Linked DNA regions of Homo sapiens: region 2 is linked to region 1. A link is a loop called in an ENCODE intact Hi-C map of the cell type or tissue named here. Cell type or tissue: ascending aorta. All regions are shown on one strand. Each heading gives the region's core, and the rest is flanking DNA. Links, peaks and the distances in the headings are about the cores only.

The links. Peaks named below come from ENCODE experiments on the same cell type or tissue, not always from the same donor. Only the 100,000 strongest peaks of a DNase experiment are listed, where the experiment ranks them.
Region 2: a loop joins it to region 1, with 7 times the contacts of the local background. A loop is called at or near these places in 106 of 110 quality-filtered maps.

The regions. Positions count from the first base shown.
Region 1 is chr15:89,171,050-89,186,232 of GRCh38, forward strand. It overlaps ABHD2 (abhydrolase domain containing 2, acylglycerol lipase), which reads left to right. Exons shown (of 11, transcript NM_152924.5): 6 at 4,763-4,946; 7 at 14,375-14,467. Among named protein-coding and RNA genes, the nearest start is that of RLBP1, 43 kb to the right of the region's middle. RefSeq lists a silencer at 6,729-7,023. In ascending aorta, for the core only: a CTCF peak has its summit at 6,883 (motif pointing left); a DNase peak (open chromatin) is centred at 6,822; H3K27ac peaks cover 2,278 bases.
Region 2 is chr15:89,051,812-89,066,994 of GRCh38, forward strand. The region is part of intron 1 of CARMAL (coronary artery disease region linked MFGE8 regulatory lncRNA); the gene reads left to right. It also overlaps a transcript of ABHD2 not described here. Among named protein-coding and RNA genes, the nearest start is that of CARMAL, 18 kb to the left of the region's middle. RefSeq lists an enhancer at 7,524-8,024. In ascending aorta, for the core only: a CTCF peak has its summit at 5,871 (motif pointing right); a DNase peak (open chromatin) is centred at 5,870.

The sequences.
Region 1 (15,183 bases), core at 3,127-11,126:
AGGTTGCAGTGAGTCAAGATCGCACCACTGCACTCCAGCCTGGGCAACGAGCAAAACTCCATCTCCAAAAGAAAAAAGAAAAGATTTCATCCAGCTTTTCTGTCAACTAGGACAATGGTTCTCAAAGTGTGGTCTCTGGACCAACAACGTCAGCATCACCTGAGAACTTGTTAGAAAAGCAACTTCTCAGCCCACCCAGACCAGTGGAATCAGAATCTCTGGAGGTGAGGTCCTGCAAGCTCATTGAGCCCCTTGAGTTTCTGATTCCGTGGGTTTGGGGTGAGGTCCAAGAATGTGCATTTGAACCAGTTCCCAGGCAATGCTGATGCTGCTTGCTCAGGGGCCACACTCTGAGAACCACTGAGCTAGAGCATCATTCTTGCAGTAATATATAACCTCCGTGCAGCTTTTCCAATTCACTCTTTACAAGAAAGATTACCAGAAAGCAGTTACATGGATTTAAAGGCATTTAAATTTTCTGTTTGTTAGGTATTAGTGGATCTACAGGAAGCGCCTGGTTGTGTTGAACGGCGATGTGCTACCTGTGGAAACCTTGCTTTGAGGAAATGTTTGGAAAACTGCTACCAGGCTAAGCTTCCGAAAGGCTAAGCAGCGCCCCCATCTGTGAAGGTTGTTTACTGCAAGTAGAAAGGAAAGGGAGTCTGAAAAGGGGTGGCCCAGAGATGAGAGAGTGCTTCAAAAAAATGCCTTCTCGCATTGGTCTGAGCTGGAGAGAGCCTCGTTCCTTAGAGCAGTGCGCCACAGCCACAGTGGTTGCACCTGAGGATCTTGTAGAAGAACACCCATGGCCAGATCCCACCCCCAGACGTTCTGACTTAATGAAGCTGGGGAGGCCCCAGGCATTAGTATGGGTGTTTTAGAAGCTCCCCAGGTGTTTGGCTTTGAGGCTATTTCTTTAACTCTCTCAATGATTCAGTAAGCCATTTAATACCCTATAATAAATATTTTTCCTGCTTTTTTTTTAAAAAAAATCCCCAGGTGATTCTAATGTGCAATCAGGTTGAAGAACACTACTTTAGAGAAAACCCTAAATTTTAGATCAGCTACACTCTTGTTTAAATATATTTTTAATTGTGATAAAATGTACATAACAAAATTTCATCCTAACCATTTTTAAGTGTACAGTTCAGTAGTGTTAAGTATATTGATTGTTTTGCAGCCAATCTCCAGAATTTTTTCATCTTGCAAAACTAAAACTATACCCATTAAACAACAACTCCCTAGCCCCTGGCAACCACCATTCTATTTTCCATCTGTAAATTTTACTAGTCCAGGTATGTCACATAAGTAGGATCCTACAGTATTTGTCCTTTTGTGAGTGGTTTACTTCATGTAGCATAATGTCCTCAAGGTTCTTCCATGCTGTAGCATGTGACGGGATGTCCTTCCCTTTTAAAGCTGAATAATATTGCATTGTACACATGTACCACATTGCTCTTATCCATTCATCCATCAAGGCACACTTGGGTTGGTTCCACTTTTTGGCTATTGTGAATAATGCTGCTATAAACATGGGTATACTTACATATTTTTAAAAGAGAAAATAATTAGAGTCAGTTATAGCCATTAACATTGAATGCTTATTATGCTCTGGACCCTGATCTAAGCTGTTTATGTATATCACTTTATTCACATCTCTAAACAACTCTACGAAGTCTTTACTCTTGTTACTTCCATTTTACAGATGATGAAACAGACCTAGGAGAGTTTGGTAACTTACCCAAGGTAACGGTATTTTGCACAGTTTCCTCACTACAAAAATTGTCTGGGCTGTTTGTTGAAAGTTCCCATTCCCAGGCCTCATCCTATTCCTGTAGGTTCTAAGCCTCCAGAAAGGAGCCTGGAAGCTGAAGATTTTCCCTGTATACGGGGGTTACTTGTCATCAAAGAGAAATTGAGAACATTTGGGGCCACTAAGTGGTAGGCCCAAGCAGTCTGGCCACAGGGCCTTTTCACTTAGCCATGAGGCCAGGCTGCTCCTTTAAGGCCTGGTTTTCAGTGCCTGTTATGGCCCAAGGGAGGTGAACAAATGTCTCCTTTGGGATTTCTAAATTTTTTATTTGTTGCGTGGTGTAGAAGCTGATATCAGCTAATTGCTCATTGTGCTCTCAGCTGTTTGTTTGCACATCCCCTTTTTTATATCACAGCTACATTTTGAAATCCAGCATTCCCTGGAGGCATAATATTCCTTCCATTGCTACCTTCTTAAAAAGAGAAACTTGGCCAGGGCAGTGGCTCATGCCTGTAATCCCAGCACTTTGGGAGGCGGAGGCAGGCAGATCACCTGAGGTCAGGAGTTCAAGACCAGACTGGCCAACAAGACAAAACCCTGTCTCTACTAAAAATACAAAAATTAGCTGGACATGGTGGCACATGCCTGTAACCCCAGCTACTCAGGGGGCTGAGGCAGGAGGATCGCTTGAACCTGAGAGGCAGAGGTTGTAGTGAGCCAAGATTGTGCCACTGCACTCCAGCCTGGGTGACAGAGCGAGACTCTGTCTCAAAAACAAACGAACAAAAAGAAACTTGAATGAATCTGACTTCGGTGGGGACAACAGTCTGGCATTTCACATTCCAAAGTTAAGAGTTCAAGGATCCTTCTGGACCAGGTTTTTGTTCCTTCCCTGTCCTCAGGGCCCATTCAGAGGCCTTGTCATCAGAATCCACTCAATTCAGCAACTCTTTATTGAAGGCCTGCAAACTGCCCCAGCCTCTGCTGAGTGTAAGAGGGAGAAAAATAAGCAGCTTGATCCTCTACTATCTCACTGGAGAGGGAGACGGGCTGCCTTCTCAAAGTTGGTGCCTGGGTCCTGCTGTTTGGGAGGAAGCAGCTCTTGGCCCGGTTTTTCCCTTAGTTTTAGGCATCTCTTGCTTAAGCTCCTTCTAAGCCCCCAGCATTTCCAGATCATGATTATTAGTCAAAAGTATAGGGGATACTGTCTGGGAAGAGGCATGAGGAGGCCTCCAGGGGTGTCAAAAATATTCTGCGTCTTCATCTGGGCAATGCTTACCTGGGTATAAATGTGTAAAATTTCATTGATTGTGCATTTTCCTGTATGTATGTTATACCCCATTAAAAATAAAAAAGAATAGGGCAGTTTCAAGTGTATTGATGCATAATATTGCCAGACATATTGTAAAGGGAAAAAAAGAGCCACCGAACAATGTGTATGTTACCACTGGTATTTTTAAAAAGAATATAGGAAACTTACCTTTCACTCCATCTTTTACAGCATTTGAATTTTCTACCATGGGCATGAATTACCTACTCAAAAACAAAGTCACTATAGATTCCTGGGCTTGGTCCCCATCTTACAGAATCAGCTTCTCTGGAGTTGAGGCCCAGGAATGGTCATTTCTAACACCCTCTCCAGGTGATTCTATGCACACTGCAGCTTAAGAACTGCATGGGGCTGTGCCGGCCTGGCTTAGGCTACATCCTACCACAAAAGAAGACAGATATAAGGGGAGTTTACCCCAGGCTCAAAAGATACTTTCCCCCATGGCTTGATGATTAGGGAAGGAGCTGTTCAACTCTATTAAGAATGCCAAAACCTCTGAGCTGGTGCCAAAGTCAACAACTCCCGTTTCCATTGTAAATCCGTACTCTTCTCATGCCAGTCTATTTTGTATGTGCTTTGCGTCGACATCCCTATCTTTCCATGTTAGATTTTAAATTGGCTCCCTACAGAGTTTGAGGTTGGGCCTTAGAAGGATGTGATGAATCCCTTCACTTGTAATATGGCCATTCACCTCCTCCTCTTAGCAAAGCTGCTGAGACATAACATGGCTTCAATAACTTCCCAAGGGGACACCAGCTGAGATCATCTCTCCTGGGCAAATGAGGCCCAAACAACCCTCTCTGTTAAGAGGTCTCATCTGTGTATTTTTGAATGAGCCTGCCTCCCTTGGCACCCTGTCCCTATGTCACCAAGAACGTTTTACCCTAATCCTACAGAGCATCCTGGCAGTCCCTCTGGACTGAAGTTTATCTTTCCTCTCCTTTCCAACTCTGTCAAGAAGATTCTGTAAATAACATCCACTTGCTACTTTTCTTAACACCATGAATCATCATACACATGGGTATAGCATCCCAATTTGTAGCCTAGGAAGCTAATCTCAAAGGATTTTGCTCTTGCATTTATTTATTTATTTACTTATTTTATTTTTTTGAGACAGGGTCTCACTCTGTCACCCAGGCTGGAGTGCAGTGATGCGATCTTGGCTCACTGTAGCCTCTGCCTCCCCGGCTCAAGGGATCCTCTTGCCTCAGCCTCCTAAGTAGCGGGGACTACAAGGACACACCTGTAGTGTGTAGAGGTGGGGTCTCACCATTTTGTCCAGGCTGGCCTAGCTTTTATTTAGGTCTGTGTGTGAGCATATGTGCTCATGCACACCCTGAAATCTGCTTTGATATCCATGATTATCTAGACACGGTTCTTGTGACCTACCTTTTAAGAAGCATTGTACATTTGATACATGGTACCTCCACGCTTTGGCACTGCTGAGGCCCTGTTTCCTCTTATCCCAAGGGGCATCTGGGAACTTCTGTCTGGATAGCCAAAGAGCAGTGTCTGTCTCTCTCTCCACACACATCCCCCGACACACACACGTATATATACACATATATATTTCTCTCTCTTTTAGTATACTGGCACCCATTTAGTAACGTTCCAGCTTGCATTTTCTCCAGATAGGATGCACCTGAAATGATTGAGCAATCTCACCCTTTTGCCCACAGGCTGCACGTGGGAATTTGGAGCCATGGTGAACTACATCAAGAAGACATATCCCCTGACCCAGCTGGTCGTCGTGGGCTTCAGCCTGGGTGGTAACATTGTGTGCAAATACTTGGGGGAGACTCAGGCAAACCAAGAGAAGGTCCTGTGCTGCGTCAGCGTGTGCCAGGGGTACAGTGCACTGAGGTGAGTCATCTCCGCCTTCCATCAGGGCCTTCAGTTAGCCCTTATTTATAGAGATGCCCCGACGCACAACACACTGTTCTGTGAAGACCGGGGAACACTGTGGCCGACTGAGTAGAAGTTTCTGAGTCTTGGACTCACCTTGTTTTGTCTGCATATCATACATTGGAGATGCCCCATCAGACCCCTTAAGCCTGGGATATGCAGCTGCGTTTTGGGGTCAGATCTGTAATTGGAGAAGTAAAACCCCCTTTGATAGTTGCTGTCTCCTAGGGAATCTCTGTCAGGTGACTTAATTTGTTCAGGCTTCAGGAGTTTTTATAGAAACGTGGATTAATGAAAGAGCACAGGAGACTGGCAAGCTGGGATCTGAAAGCTGGGCCTTGGGATCCCAGATCCCTCCTTCCTGCAAGAGATGAGTCCCAGATGGCATCTGGAAGGGATCTGTAGAAATCATTTAATCAGTGTCCTCACCTTTAAGTATTTGTCTCTGTCAGGCATCCCAGGCATCATCACAAAGGAGCTGATCTACTGGGTCAAGCTTTCTCCCACCCCTTAGTCTCTTGCCAGTAGATGCCCCACAGGATGAGTCCCAGGAGGGCGTGGTCATCTGCCCCGATTCCCCTGAAGATCACTGCTGTCCCAGGTCTCTCAAGAGTCACCACACTCACACGTTCACACACACATGCACACACTCACACTATACACACACCTCTCCAGGCTCTTCAAATACATTCATATTTTTTTCTGTACTCTTCATGGTGTCTTTCGTTTTACCAATGAGTATAACCAGTTATTAAAAATCTGATGAAAAAATTTGAAACACACGGGAAAGTTTAAAAACACCTCCCTATTGATCCAGTCTAATGCCAAACAGTCCTTATCGTTATTCAAAGAATCTTTTTGCCTCACCTGTATATCTCATGCTGCAGTTTAAACATACCTTGTTACTTTCTGATGGATAGAGGCCATCTATATTATTTCTAAAAATACATATTACTGGAATTTAAAGCCAGCACACCCAAAAGACACATGTGGGCCCAGGATTCAGCCTCTCCCTATGAGGCTTAAAGCTGGCTGAAAAAGGTGATCTAAATGTACCCACGATAGACATGAGAAACATCTCTGATGAAACCCTTCCTGAGTCCCAGGACCAAGGTCTGGGTTCTATTTTTCCGTGCCGGCAATATGGGGATGATGATGATAAGCAGTACCTACCTCATAGCACCGCTGAGAGTCAAATGAGTTGATGCGTGTGAAGTGCTTAGAACAGTGCCCAGCACGCAGAACGTAAGCCACTGTTCATTTTCATTATCGTCATCATCGTCATTCACTGTAAAATGAAGGAGGTGGGTTCGATCGGCGGATCACAAAGACCGGTCCAGTGAACTAGTGACTGCCTCACTTCATAAGGAATCACTTGGAGGATCATGTTAGAAAGAAATTCTGTTTCTTGGGCCCCACCCTTGGAGATTTTGATTCATGAAGTTGGAGGCATGGGACCTCAGAAGTCTGCATTTTGGATACATTTCATAGGCGAGTTTTCAGTTTAGTTACGTTTAGCAGTCCCCGGGGTTAGTGACCTCAGTGGTCTCTCCAGCTGCTCTCGCGTTCCAGGACCAGGCTAGTCCCCCATCTTCCTACCAGGAATCTTTTCCTTCACTCCTCTGGACACTGGGGAGTCAGCTGAGAGGACATGTGCCTTTATCTTGGTGGGACTAGTAATATCCAACTCCCAGCTCATAGCCACGTGTAACCAGAATTAACCAAAGTCCTGTCGGGCCCAGTCACTGGGATAAGAAAGACATGAGCAAGGGGCCTACCCCAGGATCCAAGGGAGCAGAACTAGGACGTTTGTTTTGTTTTCTTTTTTTTCAATGCACAAAATCTTAACACGACAATCCCTTCATCTCATTTTGCTGCAGTAGCGCCATCTGCTGTCAGCAAGAGCACATGATTGACGCAGCAAGCTAAGGTGTTTGAACTAAGGCAAAGAAGGCTCAAGAAGCTAGAAAACTAAAATCTGTGAGGTGCTATACATTTTGCAGACATAGCCTACACAGCCTCTTCCTTGAGACCTCAGAGGGCTTCATACACATAACTAACTATTGGCACACCAACCTCATGCAACAAAGAGCAAGTTGCAACTTTATTGTCTGGAGCACAGAGAACTAACTTGCCCAGGCTAAGATCATGTGGTCCTGCATATGGGAACTGGCACCAGGTCAGAGAGACACTGTTGTCCTTGTGTGTGCTGGTCCAAGGCTCAGGTACCCTCAACATTTAAACCAGATCTATGGAATAAATGGAGCACAGTTCCTTACTTTAAACCAGTATAACCTTTTTTTTTCCTGCCAAGGCTTGAGGGCGATGAGCCTTTCAGCACTGGGATGGTGGCAGCTGCATAAGTGCTTCCCATCACACCAAGGTGGAGCCGGGGAGGCCCGTCTGCCTCTGCAGGGGCCACACGAGAGTTCATGCGTCTGGTAAATCTCTCCTAGCTGAGTCTGGAGACCCGCTTCCTCAGTGAACCCCTCCCTCTGGCTTCTCCTCCCGTAGCTCACCTCCCATCTAGCCAGAGCCGGTTGAAGGCTCAGAGAGAAGCCAGCCACCCGCTTGCTGTAGTTAGCAAAGTCTAGCTGCTGCTAAACTAGCTCACCTTCTACCTAAATGTGCTGAACCACTGAAGGAGGGACACAGATGCCCTGAAATCACCTGGTATCCGGCAGACTTTAACATGTTCCCTCAGCATAAACAGCTGCCAACCCGCCTGGGGACTCTGTGTGGTGAGACATCCTCCTAGGTAACAGGGACACAGCCTTGAACAAGGCTGACTAATTCCCTGCCTTCATGGAGCTTAAAGAAAATGGGGAGAGAAGCATTTTTGGTCTGGTTTCAGGTAAAATAAATTCTTTCCCAAGAAAGCCCTCAACAACCTTATGTTACAGAATTGACCAGTAATAATAAAACTAAAACAAAAGCATTTTATTGCAGTTTGGGTGTAAAAGATAGTCTGTATCTGAGGACCTCACAGCACTTAAGACAGCAGAGTGATATTTACAAAGCCACAAAGCAACAAATACATGTTACTAAGATATTACACATTTAGGCATATGGGTGCCAAGGAGGTCCTCAGTCAAGTGGGGGGTCCATGAGGAGGGATTTCTGAAGGAGGTGAGGGTGAGGAGGACAGTAGCACAGGGCCCAGGCCAGGGGCAGAAGCCCCTTACAGCAGGGGTCCCAACTGCTGTTAGGAACCAGGCCGCACAGCAGGAGGTGAGCGGTGGGCAGGTCACAGTGGGCAAAGCAGTAGGGAAGCAGTGGGTGAACCTTCATCTGTATTTAGTCTCATTCCCCATTGATCACATTACTGCCTGAGTTCCGCCTCCTGTCAGATCAGCAGTGACATTAGATTCTCATAGGAGGATGAACCTTATTGTGAACTGCGCATGTGAGGGATAGTTTGCATCTTCTTATGAGAATCTAATATCTGATGATCTGTCGCTGTCTCCCATCACCCCCAGATGGGACTGTCTAGTTGCAGGAAAATAAGCTCAGGGATCTCACTGATTCTATGTTATGGTGAGTTGTAGAATTATTTCATTCTGTATGATAATGTAATAATAATAGGGAAAAAGTACATTATAAATGTAATGTGCTTGAATCATCCTGAAGCCATCCCCCTGCCCCTGCCTTCCCTAGGCTGTGGACAAATTGTCTTCCACAAAGCCAGTCCCAAGGACTGCTTCCTTACAGGACAGTAGGGGAATTATCAGAGGAGTGTTTCAAATCTCCTTAAAGGCACATTATACTCCGGGCTAAGTGGATGTGTTAACATCACTAAGACCTGACCTCCTTGGTTCAGGTAAACCTGAACATCCTAGCATTCTTTGAGCAAGGCCTTCCTGCCATGGGGAAGAGGCAGGTACCACTTTTCCTGCCAAATGGTGGGGATATTGTCTCTCTTGCTTTTGATGGGCAAACTTCAGGCTAGAGATGAGTTTATGGCAAAAGCAAATATTATTCATAAAGTTTCCCCAGAGACTGGGACTTTCCTAAAATTTGTTTTTATAGTTGAAGAGCTATAAAATACAGTAACTTTGTGCCATCAGTAATTTTGAATCACAGCCAAACAAAGAGGGGGAAACTGCAGCGTTTAAATGAGACTCTATGGACGGAACCTCACCCTGGGAAACAGCTCAGCTTTTCCACCACTGGGTTGTGAAGTTGACCTGACCACATGGTTGCCCTTAGTGCCTTGGGGCTTTTTGTGGGTTTTTTTGTTGTTGTTAATTTTTTTTTTATCAGTATAATGAGAGACTCTAACTCATTCCTGTAAAAGTACATCCTGCAAAAGGAAAAGATTCTGATAAGGAAGAAAGGGGCTTGGTAGGTGGCCATCCCTACTCTAGTCTGAAGTCCATCTTTCTGCCCCATCCTTCCACCCCAGTGGAACTAACAAAGCCCAGCCTGGCAGGTACCAAAAACTCTTGGCCCACTCCCTTGTGTGGTACAAACATGGTTTTCTTCTGCTCACACTCAAGCTGAACTAGCTGGAGATGATGACCTCTCTACAGATTGACTCTGCCCCTGAAGGGCAACCTGCTACCAGCCCAGAACCTTCTGGCTGGGTCTTTTGGGTCCAGAGGCTCTACCATCCCTCCTCCCAGAGGCCCGGCTGTGCAAGGCAGGAGCCCTGTCTTGGGCTTGGCCAGCCTGCCTAGGATCGTGCCCTCTTCCTCTCTCTGCAGGCTGGGCTGGTCCTGGTTTTGCCCCCACTGCAGGATTACTCTCTTACAGTGCCCAAATTAGAAATAATCCACATGTCCAGCATGGGAGATAGTTAAATAAATTAATAATATACCAACTCAGTGGGAAACGAGGCAGCTTTTATTTTAAAAAATCAAGAAAAATATATAACACGACAGAATGTATATATTAAAAGTAGGGAAGGGCCGGGTGCGGTGGCTCACGCCTGGAATCCCAGCACTTTGGGAGGCCAAGGCACGCGGATCACAAGGTCAGGAGTTTGAGACCAGCCTGACCAACATGGTGAAACACCACCTCTACTAGAAATACAAAAATTAGCCAGGTGTGGTGGCGCGCACCTGTAATCCCAGCTACTCAGGAGGCTGAGGCAGGAAAATCTCTTGAACCCAGAAGGCGGAGGTTGCAGTGAGCCGAGATCATGCCATTACTGCACTCCAGCCTGGGGGACAGAGCGAGACTCTGTCTCAAAAAAAAAAAAAAAAAAAAAACAAGATGGTAAATTTTATGTTATGTGTTTTTATCATAATTTTTTAAAAATATGACTGTATATAGGCAAAACCTGGAAAGAAATCCCCTCCTTCTACAAGTAAAAATACTTCTTAGGTCGGTGTGATAGCATTATGGGAAAGTACTTAATGTACTTTATTCTTAAGGTTTCATTAGCATATTGCTTTCAAGGTATTTTTTTAGTATCGTCTACATCCACATCCCATTAATTCATCTCCAATCTTAATTCATACTGCCCTTGCCTTTTTTCCCTTTTTGGGGTGTTAAGGTCATGCTTGCCCATCCCACTCTTACAGAACCTCATTCTCATTCTCCATATTTTTTCAAAGACCACAGGAAAGCTGTTTCACTATTCTTATAGTCTCTCAGCACTCTGAGACATAATTTATTTGAGCCAGGAGATCTGAATTCACTTGGGTACCATTAGATGCATTCTTTCCCCAGTTCATTCTCTTCTGACTTTAATTCGTTTTCATCAGTACTTGGTCCACTCACTTTGCAAAATATGAACTGGAAAGCTGAGCCTTCTCTAAGCAGTTACCCCAGCAGCATAATGGTTGGCTCAGCTCTTCCTTGCCCAAGTGATTGCTCTGAACCTAATTGTAAATGCCTGTTTGTTGGGACCCTCTTCTGAGGGATTAAAATCCATTGCCTTCCGCAACACCTCTTAAAATTCTTTTAACAGTCCAAAGAGAAATCTCTCACTAGAAAATGGCTTTGAAACCAGTATGGGTCATATTTTATTATAATTTAATGTTACATTGATTAGAAATGAAGGCATTTTCAGGGAATTCTATTTATGTTGGTAATAGGTAGATCAATGGATGGACAAAGTTCTTTAAAAATCCTTATGGATTATTCTCAAAAAAGACTCCCAGTGAAACTATACTGGGTTTGGGGGTTAATTTTCTCTTCTCATTTGTGATTATCACTTCTTGAGAGTTTTGCAACTTTCAGAAAGCATCTTTCCTTTTGGAGTCATCCTGGTTCTTTCTGAAGTTTTGAAACCTACCCTCCTTCCAGCAAGATTCACTCTGAATTTTGCAAAGCCATTCCCTCCCTGTAATTCTGCCCGAGCTGCCCCTCCCAGGGTTCCACACTTCTCTCCTGTGTCCTCAGCCAGTTTATCCTGGTGGACCAATATCTGGCCCAGCCTGGGGAGCAGTTCCTGCCACCCCTTCTCTCTTCTGGAGAACATAGCTATCTAGAGGCAAGTCAAGAACTTGGATATTCAGGCCAGGTGAAGTGCCTCACGCCTGTAATTCCAACACTTTGGAAGGAGGCCGAGACCTAGAGATCACTTGAGGTCAGGAGTTCTAGACCACCCTGGCCAACATGACGAAACCCCGTATTCTACTAAAAAAATACAAAAAATTATCTGGGCATGATGGCACACACCTGTAGTCCCAGCTACTCGGGAGTCTGAAGCAGGAGAATCGCTTGAACCCAGGAGGTGGAGGTTGCAGTGAGCTGAGATCACACCACTGCACTCCAGCCTGAGCAACAGAGTGAGACTCCATCTCAAGAAACAAAAACAAAAAAAGAACTTGGATAGGCAAGTAAGGTATTTGTGCAGTGTCTAGAGAGCTAAACTCCCCTGGTTTCGTGCCCATTTTGTGATTTGCATCTAAAATTGAACCCCAGTGTAGCCACTACCAGCTCCAATAACATGAATTCATACCCCCATCTTGTTTCCTCTACACCTATCCATTCAACCCCTCCCTCAGAAACTACATTCTTTTAAAGCAAGTTGCAGATATCATTTCATCTGTAAGTAGTTCACTAGGTAGCTCTAAAAGACTCTAAGGACTTTTTCTTAAACATAACCACAAATACCATCATCACCCAAAAAATTAGCAATAATTCCCTAATAGCATCCCATGTCTAGTCAGTGTCCAGATTTCCTTGATTGTCTCATGGAAGTGCTGTTTGTTTGTTTGTTTGTTTATTTTGCCAGTTGGCTGGTTTGAATCAGGATCCACATACTGCCTACATATGCATTTATTGATTTGTCTATGTTTCTTTTAGTCTGTAGGTTACCCTTTCTTTTACTGCCTTTCAGTTTGCTGTTGTTGGTATTGAAGACATCAGTCCTTTTCAAAAAAAAAAAAAAAAATATATATATATATATATATATATATATATATGAGATGAATGTAATACATTGATCTTGATTCTTTTATTAAAGCAATATAAATTTAAGTTTCAATTCCTTAATTCTACAGCCAAAGGTAAAAGACATCCCCTACATATACTGAGTGGTAAACCAAAGATACTAAAACTCAATCTTAGCCAAAATAAACAGTGGAATACTGGTCCCAGCATCCTTGTCCTGATCCCTCCCTGAGCCCTGGGTCCCTGTGAATCCCTAGAACCTTTCAACAAGCAGTGCCTGTGGTGTTTTCAATAAAAAAAAATCAAGGGCTGCAGCATCTTTTTATATCTTGTTTATGGCCACACCCTCCTCCCTTCCCTACCTCTGCAGCCTGTCTGCAATGAAGGAGGTACTAACAAAAGCAAGAACATCCCTTCAGTTAGGAGGTCAGCAAAGGGAGAAATGAACCAGGGTAAGAGAAAGCTGGGATTGCCAGAGACCACTGGCTCTCTGGGTGGCTTGGATCCAAAGTCAGAGGAGAGGCAGCTGGTTGTGGCTCGGTGATTGGGTGACCCCCTTCCCTCTGACCACAGGCAGGTGAGCACAGTCCTGCTTTAGCCGGGGTCCCTCATGGTGGTCTGGTCCTATACTCTTCCTGTAGTGCTTGGTTAGAGTCGGGCGGGGGTTGGCTGCACATTTATGCAGTGGCCTTTTGACCCTTCAGGGTGGTGGTAGTCTTCACCTTGAGCTTAGCCTGTGTTTGATGAGCACATTGCAGACCATTAAATTCACAAACCATTTCATTCTTAACTCCCCACTACCTCTTATTTTTTAACCACGACATTGTGGGAAATGTTTGTCACTCCAAAACTGTGGAATTTTGCCATTCTAAAATTGTAGCAGCTTTGGGGAAATTACTTTTATAAAATTACTTTTATAAACTCCCTGGATTGAAAAAATAATAAAAAACAAAACAAAAAACCTTACAAACCACCTGGTCCCCTCACTTACCATCTGGAAGATGGAACCTAGTAGAAGTAGTGACGTCCAGATCCATTCACAGGGTGGAGTCAGGCCTGGAGATTTTGAAACGTGCAAGATAAAAGTTTCCCTGTAATGAGTGTGGACTCAGTGTCCGCCTGCGTTTGGATTCACGCCCAAGGGAGGAGAGCAGTGAGTGGGGAGGGCTGGGCAGGCATGGCTGGTGGGAGTGAGCCCACTGGTGTTTGTTCACCTGCTGTGTGGTCATGGACATCTGGCTGGGGAAGCACATGGCCAGGGCTGGTGGTGCTGTCTCCTCCCTCTGCATGTGCTGCTGGCAGAACCTGGGCTCTGGAAAACAGGGATAATATCACCTGCCTACTGCCGCCATTGAAGGGTCAGAGTGTGGCCCTCACAGCCACACACTAGTGTGCCAGTCACACACTAGCCCTAGAGGCAGAAAGACACTTCCAGACCAGCCCCACCAGCTGTGCCTACAAAGGGTTAAGGGCCTGTCTACTTCCACTTCGATTTCCTTGCCTCTTCAATGGTATAAGGCTAATCAAAAGATAGATGTATTTGGAGGAGATCCCAGTTAATGATTTTCCTTTACCTCTTGATCAGCAATGACAGAAGATTTTTTAGGTTTTCCCCTCCACACCCACTCTCCCGTTCCATGTGCCAGTCATTAAACCAGAAAACTTGCCTGCCAGGTAGGGAGCCAAATACAGAAAGTGTTCACATGACAATTGAAGCAGACTTTGGTCCTGGCAGGCTCAGTGACTAAGAGAAGGTCCAGGTGCTAGAAGAGAGTGTCGGGGGTGCCACCAACAAAGCCTCTGGCGCTAGAGAGGGCCTTTGCCGGGGTCCCCTTCCCCTGCGCTGTCTTGGTGTCTCCATAGATTTCTCCACAGGTGTTTGAGCTCTGCACATTAGAGCCTCTGTTTTAATGCAGAGGCCACAGCCTGAGAGCCGGCCCTCTCCACACAAGCACCTCACCCCATGGCTAGAGCCCCCTCCTGGCTGCCCGCCTGCACCCCCACACCGCAGTCACCCTCACTCGCTGTGGTTCTTCCAGGGCCCAGGAAACCTTCATGCAATGGGATCAGTGCCGGCGGTTCTACAACTTCCTCATGGCTGACAACATGAAGAAGATCATCCTCTCGCACAGGTAGGTCACCTTCCGTTCTCTCTCAGGAGACAGACAGTTCCTTCCTGAGCTCATCTGGGAACCGTGAAAAGCCAGGACTCCTGTTCCTTCAGGGGAAAAAAAAAAATGCAGGTGTGGTACAGACTCTCTGCTGCCTGCATTTGTGACTTGATTAGAAACAAACTTGTCTTGGCCAGGCGCGGTGGCTCACGCCTGTAACCCCAGCACTTTGGGAAGCTGAGGCGGGCAGATAGCTTGAGGCCAGGAATTTGAGACCAGCCTGGCCAACATGGCGAAACCCCATCTCTACCAAAAATACAAAAATTAGCTGGGCATGATGGTGCCGCTGTAATCCCAGCTACTTGGGAGGCTGAGGCAGGAGAGTCGCTTGAACCCAGGAGGCGGAGGCTGCAGCGAGCCAAGATTGCGCCAATGCACCCCAGCCTGGGTGACAGAGCGAGACCCTGTCTGAAAAAAAAGAAAAGAAACCTGTCCCAAGCTACTGAATTTGCCAAATTGCCTTATGCTTTTATAATTCCCAGTAAATCTAAGACAATGAACCACTTCCACACCCTTTTCTCCCAAATTAGAGCAGTCACGAGGTGGCTGTCATTGTTGAGGAGACCTTCCCTGTAGGATGCTTCTGTGCCTGGGGGATCAGGACTCATTCTTGGCTGGCGCTTGGGCTTCTGACCAAGCAGCAGCGGGACAGGAGGCTCAGGGCATGGTTTCGGCGC
Region 2 (15,183 bases), core at 2,485-10,484, 120 kb before region 1:
TATAAATTACCCAGTCTCAGGTGTGTCTTTATTAACAGCGTGAGAACAAACTAATAGAGGTACCATGTCAATATTGAGGGTACATATAGGGGAGGTGGGAGGTGAGGAGGTGGACAGAGAACAGGACTCGTGAGAAGCTATTGGTAGACTGAGCCACAGGAGAATATATTCTGGCAGTCACTAACTTCCAGAGTGAAAGTTCACATGCAAATCAGTCGTTTGGAATTTGGAATGCATTTTCCCATGGGAACAATACCATACATGGAGGCTGAGATCTTAGGCCAGAGGATGGAAACAGATTTACTCCCACAGTATTATTCAACTAGGTTACTCATAGCATTACTTAGTTCAGAATTCAGGGAGATGGGAGCCCTGTGGCCCACCTCATTGTGGGGCTGGACCTGCCCTAGGTCAAGGTCTTTTTTGTCTTGGGTATGGAATGGTTTAGGAGGAGATTAAATTTGAGAAATCATAAAGCTGATTCTAATTGCATTTAATGGCAAAACTATCAGCTGACATACATGTGTAATTACATATTAGAGTATTCAGGAGAAAGTGATGAAATAAATTCTAAATTACTACCAAATCAGCAGGCAGGCTAATCTTAGAATTTCATGGTGGCCAAAGCAGTACTGTTTGATGTAAATGCCTCCTAATCCCTAATTCAATATGACTGCTGTCTTTATTAAAAAGGAGGGTTTGGACCCAGAGACAGACAGACAGACAGACAGACAGACAGACAGACAGACACACACACACACACACACACGACACACACACAAGGAGAAAGCCATGTGAAGATGAGGGCAGAGATTGGGCAATGTTTCTACAAGCCAAGGAGCTCGAAAGATTGCCTGCAAACCACAAGCAGGGGAGCAGCATGGAACAGATCCTCACAGAGCTCACAGGGAGGCCATCCAGCCAATACCCTGATCTCAGACTTCAGCCTCCAGAACTGTGAAACAACACATTTCTGTGGTTTAAGCCACAGACCTCTCCCTCCTCATGGCGCCCCTTCCCTGAGGGGATGTACCCTTTGCCTTTCACCTTTCTCCAAGACATTTTGTCTTCTCTAGGAAATTCTTTCCACCTCAGGGTGTCTTAGACTAGACCTATGAAAACGTAGTCCAGGAAGGGAGCTAGTATTTGGTGGGCAGCTTTTTTTTTTTTTTTTGAGATGGAATCTCACTCTGCTGCCCAGGCTGTAGTGCAGTGGCGTGGTCTTGGCTCACTGCAACCTCTGCCTCCCGGGTTCAAGCGATTCTCCTGCCTCCACCCCCGAGTAGCTGGGACTACAGGCACGTGCCACCACGCCTGGCCAATTTTTTGTATTTTTAGTAGAGACGGGGTTTCACTGTGTTCGCCAGGATGGTCTCAATCTCCTGACCTTGTGATCCGCCCACCTCAACCTCCCAAAGTGCTGGGATTACAGGCATGAGCCACCGTACCCGGCCTGTGGGCAGCTTTGATTTTCTGCTCTGTCACAGCCAGCCCAGAGACAGTAGTAACTTGTGGTACTTTGTTACGGCAGCCCTAGCAAACTAATACAGGTATTAGAGTACGGCAGTAGCAGTGGATAACTGACATGCAGCATAATCTCACCACCCTAGTAGAACTGACCAGGCCAGGGACCCTTATAGAAACAAAGGCAGCCAACTGCTGACTGAGCAGTGCCCTCTAACATGGCCTGGGGCCAGCGCTGTGACCAACAGCAGCTACCAATACTAACCACCCAATCAGATAGTGTTTCTTGGGGGATTTGAAGGGAGTGTAAGGCCCTCAAAGAAGGTGGACACAGGAGGCACTAAGCAGAGGCCATGGAAGAATCATGCATGAGGACAGCCTTCGAGAGGAGGGGAGAATGGAGACAGGCTTTGGGAGCGACAAGAGAAGCAGAGACTCAAGGGTGAATCAGAAGCCAAGGCAAAAATGGGCAAAGACATACCTATGATGGCGCCCCTTGGAGCAAGAGCAGTCCCACTGCCTTTGCAGGGTAAAGTGGTGCTCACATCTTTGCTTCTAGCGGCTGCCAAGCTGCCAGAGCTCTCATTTTCCCAATTAAGGTGCCAGCCTCCCGGACGCCTCACCTCCGCATGGAGCCTTGAAATGACCACTCACTTGCCAAGTACAGCACCTGAGCTGGTCTCTTCTCCCTGCAGCCCAAGAGAGTCTAACACATTGCTGCAGAGGCAGTAGAAAACATAGACAAGCCAAAACAAGAAAAGGAAAGGCAGGCACAGTGGCTCACTCCTGTAATCCCAGCACTTTGGGATGCCAAGGCAGGCAGGTCACCTGAGGTCAGGAGTTCAAGACCAGCCTAGCCAACATGATGAAACCCCGTCTCTACTAAAAATACAAAAATTAGCTGGGCATGGTGACACACGCCTGTAGTCCCAGCTACTCGGGAGGCTGAGGCAGGAGAATTGCTTGAACCCAGGAGGTGGAAGTTGCAGTGAGCCGAGATAGCACCGCTACACTCCAGCCTGGGTGACAGGGCAAGACTCTGTCTCAAAAAAAAAAAAAAGGATTTTTAAAAAAGAATTTATGCTGTGCCACCAAAATGTATGCATGTCAGAAATTGTACTTTGGCTAGGTGCAGTGGCTCACGCCTGTAATCCCGGCACTTTGGGAGGCCGAGGTGGGTGGATCACTTGAGGTCAGGAGTTTGAGACCAGCCTGACCAACAGGATGAAACCCCATCTCTACTAAAAATACAAAAATTAGCCAGGGTTGGTGGTGCACGCCTGTAGTCCCAGCTACTTGGAAGACCGAGGCAGGAGAATCGTTTGAACCCAGCAGAGGAGGATGCAGTGAGCCGAGGTTGTGCCACTGTACTCTAGCCTGGGCAACTGAGCAACACTCCATTTCAAAAAAAGAAAAAAGAAAAAAAAAAGAAAAGGCACCTGTAACCCAGAAACAACCACTGTTAATATTTCAGTGTTTATTCTTTCTCAAAGTCTTTTATTCTCTGCATATATTTTTATAAAATAGGGTAATACTATATGTACTGTTTGTAACATGGCTTTTCTTTAAACAGCTCTAAAAAAACATTTTTCTAAATAAATTAAAAATTGTCATTATATGTAGTGGGTATTCCATTGTGTGCAATGTGCTTAATCAATCTTCTATTGTTGCCAGGCAAGGTGGCTCACGACTGTAATCCTAGTAACTCGGGAGGCTGAGGTTGGAGGATCACTTGAGGCCCGGAGTCCAAGACCAGCCTCGGCAACCTAGCAAGACCCCATCTCTATGGCGCACACTTGCAGTTCCAGCTATTCTAGAGGCTGAGGCAAGGAGGATCACTTGAGCCCAGGAGTTCAAGACTGCAGTGAGCCATGATTGCGCCACTGTACTTCAACCTGAGTGATGAATTGAAACCCAGTCCAAAAAACTTTTTTTTTAAATCTCCTATTGTTGGTAATTTAGTTTGTGTCCAGTTTTAAAGTGTCTATCTTTTGATTTAACTATCCTACTTTTAGGACTATCTCCCACAAAAGTAAAACACTAGTTTCTTTTTTTTTTTTTTTTTTTTGAGACAAGGTTTCATTTCTGTTGCTCAGGCTGGAGTGCAGTGGCACGATCTCATCTCACTGCAACCTCTGCCTCCTGGACTCAAGCGATCCTCTCTCTCCTGCCTCAGCCTCTTGAGTAGCTGGGACTATAGGCGAATGCCATCATGCTCAGCTAATTTTAAGTATTTTTTTGTAGAGATGAGATTTCACCATGTTGCCCAAGCTGGTCTTGAACTCTGGACCACAAGCGATCCGCTGGCCTCGGCCTCCCAAAGTGCTGGGATTACAGCCTACTAGTTTATAATATTTACAGAGATGTTTATCACAATATTATTGATAATAGCAAAAATCACTAGAAACACCCTGGATGTCTACCAATATGGGGGCGGTTGAATAATCCATAGCATATTCTATACTATGAAATATTGAACTGCTATTAAGAGTGAGATGAAGTGAGATGAATCAATATTACTTGTCAAAATGATCATGATATGTGGCTAAGGGAAAATGTAGTTTACAAACTAATTGTGTAATGTGATTTTTGCTTTTTTGTTTTTACAGACTGGGTCTCACTCTGTCATCCAGGCTGGAGTGCAGTGGCGTGATCACGGCTCACTGCAGTCTTGACCTCCCGGGCTCACACAATCCTCCTGCCTCAGCCTCCTGAGTAGCTGGAGTCACCATGCCCAGCTAATTTTTAAAAATATTTTGTAGAGACAGAGTCTGCCTATGTTGCACAGGCTGGTCTCAAACTCCTGGCCTCAAGCAATCCTCTGACCACAGACTCCCAAAGTGCTGGGATTACAGATGTGAGCTGCCACGCCTAGCCTGATTTTTGCTTTTAATTAAAATTTTGTAAATGGAGGTGGGAATCCCTCTACGAATTTTTAATTTGTAACTATTCGTATCTTCCTAGGGAAAATAATAGGAAAAAAACTCACAAAACTGTTAATATTGCTCACCTCAGGAGATGGCATTGGAGATATTTGCTTAGTTACAAGAATATGTATGGATTTTGCAACTTGAATGACACAGTAAGAAAGAACACCATGCCCCAGTGCAGGATTGTGGCAGGAATTTGAATCTTTAATTCCTTCAGGCACCGGGCACAGATCGAGACCATCCTGGCTAACACGGTGAAACCCCGTCTCTACTAAAAATACAAAAAAATTAGCCAGGCATGGTGGCAGGTGCCTGTGGTCCCAGCTACTCAGGAGGCTGAGGCAGGAGAATGACGTGAACCCGGGAGGTGGAATTTGCAGTGAGCCGAGTTCGCACCACTGCACTCCAGCCTGGGCGACAGAGCAAGACTCCATCTCAAAAAAATAAAATAAAAAAATAAAATTCCTTCAGGGTGCTTGCAAAAGATAGAACAGTGCAATGAAAAAAATCAGACCCAGCAGCACTACTTATTACAACATGACCTTGAGTGAGTCATTCACCTCACTGGGCCTCAGTTTTCTTGTCTGTAAAATGGGACAATAGCAATCTCTACCTGTCAGAGTTTGTGTGCAGGCAGTCAGGAAATATAGTCAGTAGGCATTAAATTTTTTTCACACTGTTAATCCAGTTTATAAGTGATACCTTTTTTTTTTTTTTTTTTTTTTGAGATGGAGTTTTGCGCTTGTTGCCCAAGCTGGAGTGCAATGGCGCCATCTCGGCTCACTGCAATCTCCGCCTCCCGGGTTCAAGCGATTCTCCTGCCTCAGCCTCCTGAGTAGCTGGGATTACAGGCACACGCCACCACGCCCGGCTAATTTTTTGTATTTTTAGTAGAAATGGGGTTTCACCGTGTTAGCAGGCTGGTCTTGAACTCCTGACCTCAGGTGATCCGCCTGCGTCAGCCTCCCAAAGTGCTGGGATTACAAGCATGAGCCACTGCGCTAGGCCAGCGTGATACCATTTTTAAAAGTGTTAAGTGAAAAGGGTAAAGGATCTATTGAAGCCCCTTTGTAAGCATGTGAGTTCTGCTTGAGAAGCCACCCCCGGGTTAGCTCTTCTAAGCTGCTCATAGCTAATTCCCTTCCTTCATCTCCACTTCCCTTTGGGGTTTGGCGCAGTGATGATGGGGTTTCTGAAGATGAGGTAGGGCAGGGGTTACACAGTGACCACTGGGAAGTTGGGGACTGGCCGCCTCTGGAACTCCAAGGATTGATTTTCATGGTTAGCAAACAGCTGAGAGTTCTTTGGGAAGCTTCAATGGTGAAAATGCTATTTTTGGTAAGAGGGTAAGAATACAGCCCCTTCTTGTTTAGCCATGGTCGTGGAATCACGGTGGGGGCGTGCCTGGTGCATGGGCTCCTGAGAGGCAGGCCCCGTTGGGCTCACCCCCATTCCTGCTGCCATTCCCTCCATGGCCTCAGGGTGGCGCTGCTCCCTCTCCAACTGGGGCCATCTATTGCCACCATGCGGCTTCCCAGTGAAACCCGCTATTAATAAGAAGGAATGAAAAAAAAAAAAGAAAGAAACAAACCTGCCAGAACTTTCCAATCACACTGTCCTAAAAGCTGAGGACTAAGAAAACGAAGATAGATTCAGGGGACACCGTGAGTCAAAACTTTAGTTTGCCAGGTCTGACTTCTTTCCTGCAGCTCTTCGCCCTCTACCCAGTCCATCAGGGACCCCAGGACTAGGACTCCCTAGCTCCCCACTTACAAATTAAGCCCACCAACATTTGTGGGGCGCCAGGCAAGAGAACGAATGGAAGCTCACATACTCTATGTCTGCATATTTTCAAGTTGTTCAGTCAAGCTGATAAACCCTTAAATGAAGTATGCTCCATCCTTCCGCCTTGAGGTAGATACCTTCATAACCACCTAAAAGACCAGGTTGACTTTTAGGATTTTCAGCCTCCTTGGAGATCCATTCCCCTGGCTCTCCACTTCTGGCCCCAGGTCCACCCACCCACGCTCATCCTTTCAGATCGTGAGGAGCCTCACATACGTGTGGATACTCCAGCTCACACATCCAAGCTTCCTCCACACCCACACCCCTTACAACCCTGAAAACAGCTACCCCTTGGCCACTCCTAGTACCTAGCATGTGAACACAGGTAGTGAGGTCCACTCTTGGGAAGAGAGACCTAGAGAAAATGAAGATGCCCCGCAGGCACAGAAGAGGGCTTGCTGTAATTTGGACAGAAACTCTGGGGTCCTGGTACACGGAGCCTAGTCTTGGGTGGGTGTATGGACTCCCTTTGTAGAAAGGAACATGGCCCGAGGAGGTGCACAGCAGGAGCTTCTCCTGCTCTGGGCCCAGGGGATGGGGACAAGGAGAGATGACATCCTTAACTCCCTCCATCCCTCAGGAGTGCCCCTGGACATCGAGACTCCTGGAAATCTGGGTTGTGACAGGCCAAGTCCCTTCTTAATTCCTCTTTCCTGCTGTGGAGCCCCCTCATGTCCAATGATTGGCAGCAGGAAAGACCTCACTCTTCAGACAAGACCATAGTATCTGCCCTTGAAGCCTTTCTCTTTCAGCCCTCAACAATATCTCAATAAAAACAGCAATCCAACGTTGGACAGAAGCCTGCAGTAATGGGTGGTGGCGCAGAAGCCATCCTTTCAAGGGCACAGAGTGCCATTTCTCTCTCAAGGGATGGATAATTCCTGCCTTAATGCAACCTTCATCTGCCTAGTCACCAGCTGATGGGAAAGCAGCTCCAGCGAAAGATAAGGGCTCTTTGCCTGAAATGAAAAATTCATGAAGGAAGACTAGGAATGGGGCACGCAGAGAGCTGCCAAGTTGCTGTGCTCTGAGGACCTGACAAGAAGCTCAAAAAGCCAAATGGAAATTTTCTCTCCTCTCCAGCATCTCCCATCATGCCCTCTTCCATGTTTGGGGCTCTCTTCTCTGCTGTACCTGGTCACAGCTCTGCAGTCTCACCAATGCCCATATGCCAGGGGATCCAGGAAGAGGGGTACATCTGCCCACCCAGGCGAGCCACTTGACACCCACTCACATCCTCACAAAATGTTCGCTGTGGCTAGACAAGCTGGCATGGTTCTGACCACCTACCTGCCTAGACCAGACCTGGAGGAAATCCAAACTGGCTATTTATTTGTCCCTGGGAGACGCCTACAGATTACTTCCTGTTCCAATTTTCTGACCCACAGATCTGATCAAAATTCGTTAGGTTGATCATTGGTCACAACTCATAACTTGGGAAGGCAGCCCTGAATTTCTTGTCACAATGTTGGGCAGACAGTGGTATGGATGAAATGAAAGGGGAAAAAAACCTCTTGAACCATGAATTGGAGAATTTAACTCTCTCATAGGGATGGGCTTGAGAAGTACGACCGGCTACCCCATAATATACAGAATGGCACAGCAGTCGCAGGTGCCATTCCAGAGATGGTGGGTTCGAGGGCAGTAATTGATCCCCAGAAATTAGGTAGGAGGGCAGGCTGCCATCGCAGAGGAATCTGCCACCAAGGAAGTCCACCAGACTCTACTGTCAATGGGAAATGGGAAACTTGAGTCTCCTATTGCAGAGCCGCAGTTCCTTCTTCCTGCTGCAGGGTCCGTGGCCGAAGGAAAACCTCATTCCACTGTCCCCTGCCCAGGCCAGCTGTGGAACGCAGGTCCTCCATGAACTTGGGGGCCCCTCTTGGTCTCCCAGTGCATTGGCTCTTGGTTCCCAGGTCTTCCAGGCATTTATGCAGCCTTTTCCATTCAAAGCGGGAACTGGATTCAGACAGCAGTGTCTCATTGAAAAGCTTGTCCCTTCAACACCAGCCCCTAAGAACCACTCCAAGGCCTTTTTTTTTTTTTTTTTTTTTTTTGAGACAGAGTTTCGCTCTTGTTGCCCAGGCTGGAGTGCAATGGCGCGATCTCAGCTCACTGCAACGTCCATCTCCTAGGTACAAGCAATTCTCCTGTCTCAGCCTCCCAAGTAGCTCAGATTACAGGCACCCACAACCATGCCCGGCTAATTTTTTTGTATTTAGTAGAGACAGGGTTTCACCATATTAGTCAGGCTGCTCGTGAACTCCTGATCTCAGGTGATCCACCCACCTCGGCCTCCTAAAGTGCTGGGATTACAGGCATGCACCACCTCGCCCGGCCAGCCTTTTTAAAAAAAAACACTAACTCCTCCCAAAACAAAGAGTTTTTTCGCTCATTTTCTCCATACTAGAGCTTTACCATGAAGAACACAGATATAAAAACCTAAGGACTTATCTGCCCTCTGCCCCATCCCAGCACAAACAGGAAACTCATGCTACAACAAAAAGACAAAACATAGGTCACATTCTCAATGGGCCACCGTGATATACACAGAAGCCTAGCACTTAAGACTAAAGCCCCAAGTCCAGGTGTAATCTGTTTCTTCTTTTATGTGTAGGAAGTTGTTTGAAGCTTTTTCCTCCAGATTTTAAGTGATTTGTGTTCACTGTGGAACACTTGAAACGTATAAGAATAAAGACAAAGGGGGGAAGTGTCCATCATCTCACTACCCAGAAGCAAACTATTAATATTTTTTAAATATTTCTTTCCTAGTTTTGTCCTGTGCCTTTTTAAGTTTCATTTGAAATCAAGACTGTATATGCAATGTGGATCGAGAGTATTTTATACAGCCATTAAAAAAAAATAATGAAATCATGTCCTTTGCAGCAACAGGAATGCAGCTAGAGGCCATTATCCTAAATGAATTAATGAAGAAATAGAAAATCAAATACCACATGTTCTCAGTTATAAGTAGAGCTAAACAATGGGTACTCATGGACATAATGATGGAAACAGACACTGGGGACTCCAAAAATGGGGAGGGAGGGAAGGAGGGAGGGAAGGATTGAAAAACTACCTACTGGGGGCCGGGCATGGTGGCTCACGCCTTGTAATCCCAGCACTTTGGGAGGCCAAGGCAGGTGGATCACCTGAGGTCAGGAGTTTGAGACCAGCCTGGCCAACATGGTGAAACCCCATCTCTACTAAAAATACAAAAATTAGCCAGGCGTGGTGGCATGTGCCTGTAATCCCAGCTACTCGGGAGGCTGAGGCACGAGAATTGCTTGAACCCGGGAGGTAGATGTTGCAGTGAGCTGAGATCACACCATTGCACTCCAGCCTAAGCAACAAGAGCAAAATTCCATCTCGGAAAAAAAAAGAAAAAGAAAAACTACCTACTGGGTACAATGTTCACTATTTGGGTGATGGGTTCAATAGAAGCTCAAACTCCAGCATTATACAATATAACTCATGTAATAAACCCGCACATATACCTCCTGAATCTAAACAATTCAAAACAGATCTGTATTTTTTTTTTCTGAGACAAGGTCTCACTTTATCACCCAGACTGGAGTGCAGTGGCACAATCTCAGCTCGCTGCAGCCTCAACTTCCCAAGTTCAAGCCATCCTCCCACCTCAGCCTCTCCAGTAGCTGGGACTACAGGTGTGCACCACCACACCTGGCTAATTTTTGTATTTTTCTGTAGAAACGGGGTTTTGCCATGTTGCCCAGGCTGGTCTTGAACTCCTGGGCTTAAGCAGTCTGCCTGCCTCAGCCTCCCAAAGTGCTAGGATTACAGATGTGAGCTACGGTGCCTGGCCCAAAAAAGATAATTTCAAAAAGAGTATTTTCCCAGGGCAAACATATTAATAGCTGCCTAACTATTCATAATATGCCTGTGCCATAGTTTGCATGATCAGGAGGCTGAAGCTACACCAGTCAGAAGTGACTGAGCTTGCAGTGAGGGAACAGTAGGCCAGGCTTCAAGGAACTGGAGCAGGCAGAGCAATAAGGTTTAAGCTCACGGCTACCACCAAAGCCTGAGGTTATTTCAAAAATAGGAATGCTGGAAGATACAGCACACAGATGGAAAGAAATCTTTTGAACCTGAAGGCTGAAAGGAAAGCTGGCTAGGGTCCTGAGGCTATGCTGATATCCAGGAAAAAGCAGAGTGTGTGAAGAAGGGTGTTAAAGGCCCCAAGTTTGCTGTTTGTCAGGAATATAAAGGTTGTTCGGGCATTCGGGCAGAATGTACCCTACAGGTAAGACTGGAGGAAGTTATGGAATTGATTTTCGTTTGTTTTTGTGTGGGGGGGTGGGTTTTTGTTTTGTTTTTTGTTTTTGTTTTTTGAGACAGGGTCTCACTGTGTCGCCCAGCCTGTAGTGCAGTGGTGTGATCTTGGCTCACGGTAGCCTTGATCTCCCGGGCTCAAGAAGGGAGTATTAACTCCACTTCAGCCTCCTGAGTAGCTGGGAGTAGAGGCACACAACACCACACCTAAGTTTTGTAATTTTTGTAGAGACAGGGTTTCACCACGTTGCCCAGGCTTGTCTTGAACTCCTGGGCTCAAGCGATTCACCTGCCTCGGCCTCCCAAAGTACTAGGATTACAGGCGTGAGCCACCGCACCCAGTTGGAATTGATTTTTTAAAAATACATTTAGGAAGGCCAGGGGTTGGGGAGTGGTTCTAAGACTAGCAATAAAAGAATAGGAGCAGTTTCAGAAGCTGTTCGATTATCACATGAGCATGAGAATGTCAAAGAAGAGACGCTAAAGCCGGCCTGTCTCACCTTATTGATTTCCGGTGCTTACTGAATGCATTACTTTTATTGGAGAATAACTTCCTTTTCATTTTCTTTTATCTTGCTCATTTGAGTATGTCAGGTCTGTTTAATCAGTCACAATTGCTGCTGCTTTTTTTTTTTTTTTTTTCAGACAGAGTCTCACTCTGTCACCCAGTCTGGAATGCAGTGGCATGATCTCAGCTCACTGCAACCTCCACCTCCTGGGTTCAGGTGACTCTCGTGCCTCAGCCATCCAAGTAGCTAGGACTACAGGCGCACGCCACCATGCCCGGCTAATTTTTGTATTTTTAGTAGAGATGGGGTTTTACCATGTTGGCCAGGCTGGTCTTGAACTGCTGGCCTCAAGTGATCCCCCTGCCTCAGCCTCCTAAAGTGTTGGGATTACAGGTGTGAGCCACTACGCCCGGCCAAAAATTGCTGCTTCTTGATAGAGTATGGAATTCCTTTCTTTTGAGGTCAGGTTTATTTTTTCTTATTACATATGAAAAATTTGCTCATAACCAAAACTCCTAGAATATAGAAAAGCATGAAGTATAAGGAAGTAAATAAAAATCACCAGTAATCTGACTACCAAAAGATAACCACTGCTGACATATTAATATAAGTCCTGCCAGACTCTTTTCCTATATATGCGTTCTCAACTAATCTCTGCCTCTCTCTCTCTCTCTCACACATGCACACACACACAGACACACACACACACATCACATCACACATATAAACACAAAGAGAAAGGGGAGTATTCATACTATACATACAGTTTTTTTATTGTTGTAAAACATAAATAACAAAATTTACCATTTTAAGCATGTTTAGGTGTACAGTCCTATAGCACTAAGTACATTCACATTGTTATACATCTATCACCACGATTCACTTCCAGAACTTTTTCATCTTCTCCAACTGAAACTCTGTACCCATCAAGTCAGTGGTCCCCAACATTTTTGGCACCAGACTGGTTTCATGGAAGACAATTTTTCCACGGACAGGGTGGGTAGCGGGGATGTTTTCAGCATGAAACTGTTCCACCTCTGAAACCACCTTCTGCTGTGCAGCTGTGCAGCTGTGCAGCCTGGTTCTTAACAGGCCACGGACAGGTGCCAGTCCATGGCCCAGGGGTTGAGGACCCCTGCATTAAATAAGAACCCCCATTACCCCTCCCCCAAGCCCCTGACAACCACCATTCTGCTTTTTGTCCCTGCATAATTTGGTGACTTTAGGTATCTCATCTGAGTAGAATCATACAGTATTTGCCCTCTTGTGTCTGGCTTATTTAGCATAATGCCTTTAAGCTTCATCCATGTTATAGCATGTGTCAGAATTTCCTTTCTTTGTATGTATTTATATATAACATTGTGTCCTTTTTTTTTTTTTTTTTTTACACGGAGTCTCATTCTGTTGCCCAGGCTGGAGTGCAGTGGTGCGATCTCTGCTCACTGCAACCTCTGCCTCCCGGGTTTAAGCGATTCTCCTGCCTCAGCCTCCTGAGTAGCTGGGACTACAGACATGTGCTACCACGCCCGGCTAATTTTTTGTATTTTTTGTATTTTTAGTAGAGACGGGGTTTCACCGTGTTAGCCAGGATGGTCTCGATCTCCTGACCTTGTGATCCGCCCACCTCGGCCTCCCAAAGTGCTGGGATTACAGGAGTGAGCTATCGCGCCCGGCCAACATTGTGTTCTTATATTTATCTGTTGATGGACACTTGGTACAAATAGTTCTTTAGGCTGCTTTTTCCACTTAATATATTCTAGACATCATTTCATGTCAACAAAGTAAAATTAAATTATTATTTTTAATGACTATTTGGTATATTGCTCAACAGATATTTTATAAGTTATTTAACTAGATTGCTAACAATGAACACTTGATTATTTACAGTTTTTTTGCTTAATAGACTTTTCAGTGATGAACAATCTTTCCAATTTGTATTGAGAAACATATCACACAGGAGAGCATATAATGTATATGTTAAGCTTCAAGAATGCTAACAAAATGAACAGTCTGTATCCTACTCCCAGCTGAAGAAATAGAGTATTCTCAGAACCTCAGAAGCACCTGCAGGCCCTGCCCCATCTCATTGCCCTCTCATCCCCCGAGAGGGATCACTATTCTGATTTTTGTGTTAACCATTCCCATGCTTTTCTCTGTAATTTTATCATATGAGTATGTACATTCCTCCCCAAAAATATACAGCCTAAATGTAAGTCTACTGGATAAAAGAAAAAACATGGGTGCTATGGGCATCTTGGATCCTGGCCTTCCTTTCCAGACTCAATGCATCCAGTTATTTCCAGCTCAGAGAGCCCCTCCTCCATCATTGGTGTGATTCTCCACCTCCTCCTTCAAGGAAATCCTCCTTCCTACTAGGTTGTTATCAGTTTAGAATACCCCTCCACCTCTGCCTCTACTCCCATCCACCCGTTATGGCAAACTCATTTAGAATCATTGTCCATAGCACATTTTCCAGAAATGTTAATTAAGGGTGTAGAATAACACCATATTAGGAGGCTTCAACAGAATTGTCCAGGGCAGACTTGGGCATCCCCAGTCTCACCACTTGGGAGGTCCTGACCTCTGGTGTATGATATGCCTCCTCTTCCTCCTGAGGGCCTCTTGTTTCTTTTCCTGACAGTCTGTAGCTTACTCTTGGGTAAAATTAATGCCAAACACTCCCTTCCTAAGAACAAACAATGATCTTAGACATTACATTGTTTTAATGCACATGAAGGAGGCATTTCACTAAATGCAGCATAATTGACTAATATCCCTTGTATTTCAAATGAATATAGGCTTTTCCACAATTTTCCAGAGAAGTTTTAGCTTCCCCACTTTGCCTCACCCTCCTTATGTCTATACAGACTCTAGCTTTGGTTATCTTCAAGCATGTGCTAACTCTTTCCTTCCAGAAGCCCCCCATGATATAGAAATAACAGCACTCTGCTTGCTTCTGTCCTAATGCAGGATCCCAGGGAAAAGGAAGACTTCCTTGGTAATTGCAGAGAATGGAATCTGAGGCTAGTATACTGGTATTATCTACCATTTACATAATACCTGCTATGTTCCTGGCACTTTACATACATTATCTGAAGAGTACATTTTATTACTTTTGCACATAAGGAAACTCGGGTTCAATCATGCATCCAAAGACATTAACGAGTGAATGATTGATTCAGAGTTTGGACCAGGTGTGTGCATCACTAAAATGTTTGTGTTTGTGACCATTCCTCTATATCCTCTCTTTGGAAAGAGAAAGCTATGCAATATTTAGGATTTTTTCCCTGAGTTTCCTAGATCTGCTGTAACAAAGTACCACAAACCTGGGGGCTTAAAACAACGGAAATTTGTTCTCTCACAGTTCTGGAGGCTAGAAGTTCAAAATCATGGTTCCTTCTGAGGGGTATGAAGGAGGATCCCTTTCTTGCCTCTCTCCTCTCTTCAGGTAGTTGCTGGCAATCCTTAGTGGTATTGGTTTGTAGATGCATCATTCCAGCATCTGCACTTGGCCCTCTTCCCTGTGTATCTCTCCGTATTCAAATCTCCTCCTCCTTTCTCTTATAAAGATACCAGTCTTTGGCCTTAGGGCCTACCTTAATCCAGTATGACCTCATCTTAACTTGATTACATCTGCAAAAGACCCTATTTCCAAATAAGGTCACATTCACAGATACCAGGGGTTAGGACTTGAACATATATTTTGGGGGGACACAATTCAACCCAATACCTTGGGCATCCTTGTCACCAAGGCATTCTCCTATCATATTTCCTTCCCAAGGCCTGGAGGAACATGGCTGCCTGCTCACACAAGTAAATAGGAGGTGCTGGAGGTCTTAAGCCACAGCAGGAGGGCTGGGCAGAAACCTGTGCTCAGCAAGATACCTTTTCAGTGAAGGGTACCTGTTGCGGCAGGCCAAGAGAGCCACGGGCCAGCCAAGAGGCCAAGTCAAGCTGTAGTGAAACAGTTCCCTTTGGTGTCTGCAGCTGAGTGCCTGATTGCACAGTGGCATGGCACAGCTGTGTTAGTCGTCCTTTCTCCAGATGCCATGAAGTCTGGAAAATGTGTCTGGATACTTGTGAGGTCACCATACTTAGGGAGTTTGGACTCTGAATAAACAAGCGGCAGAAAGTCTTGAGAT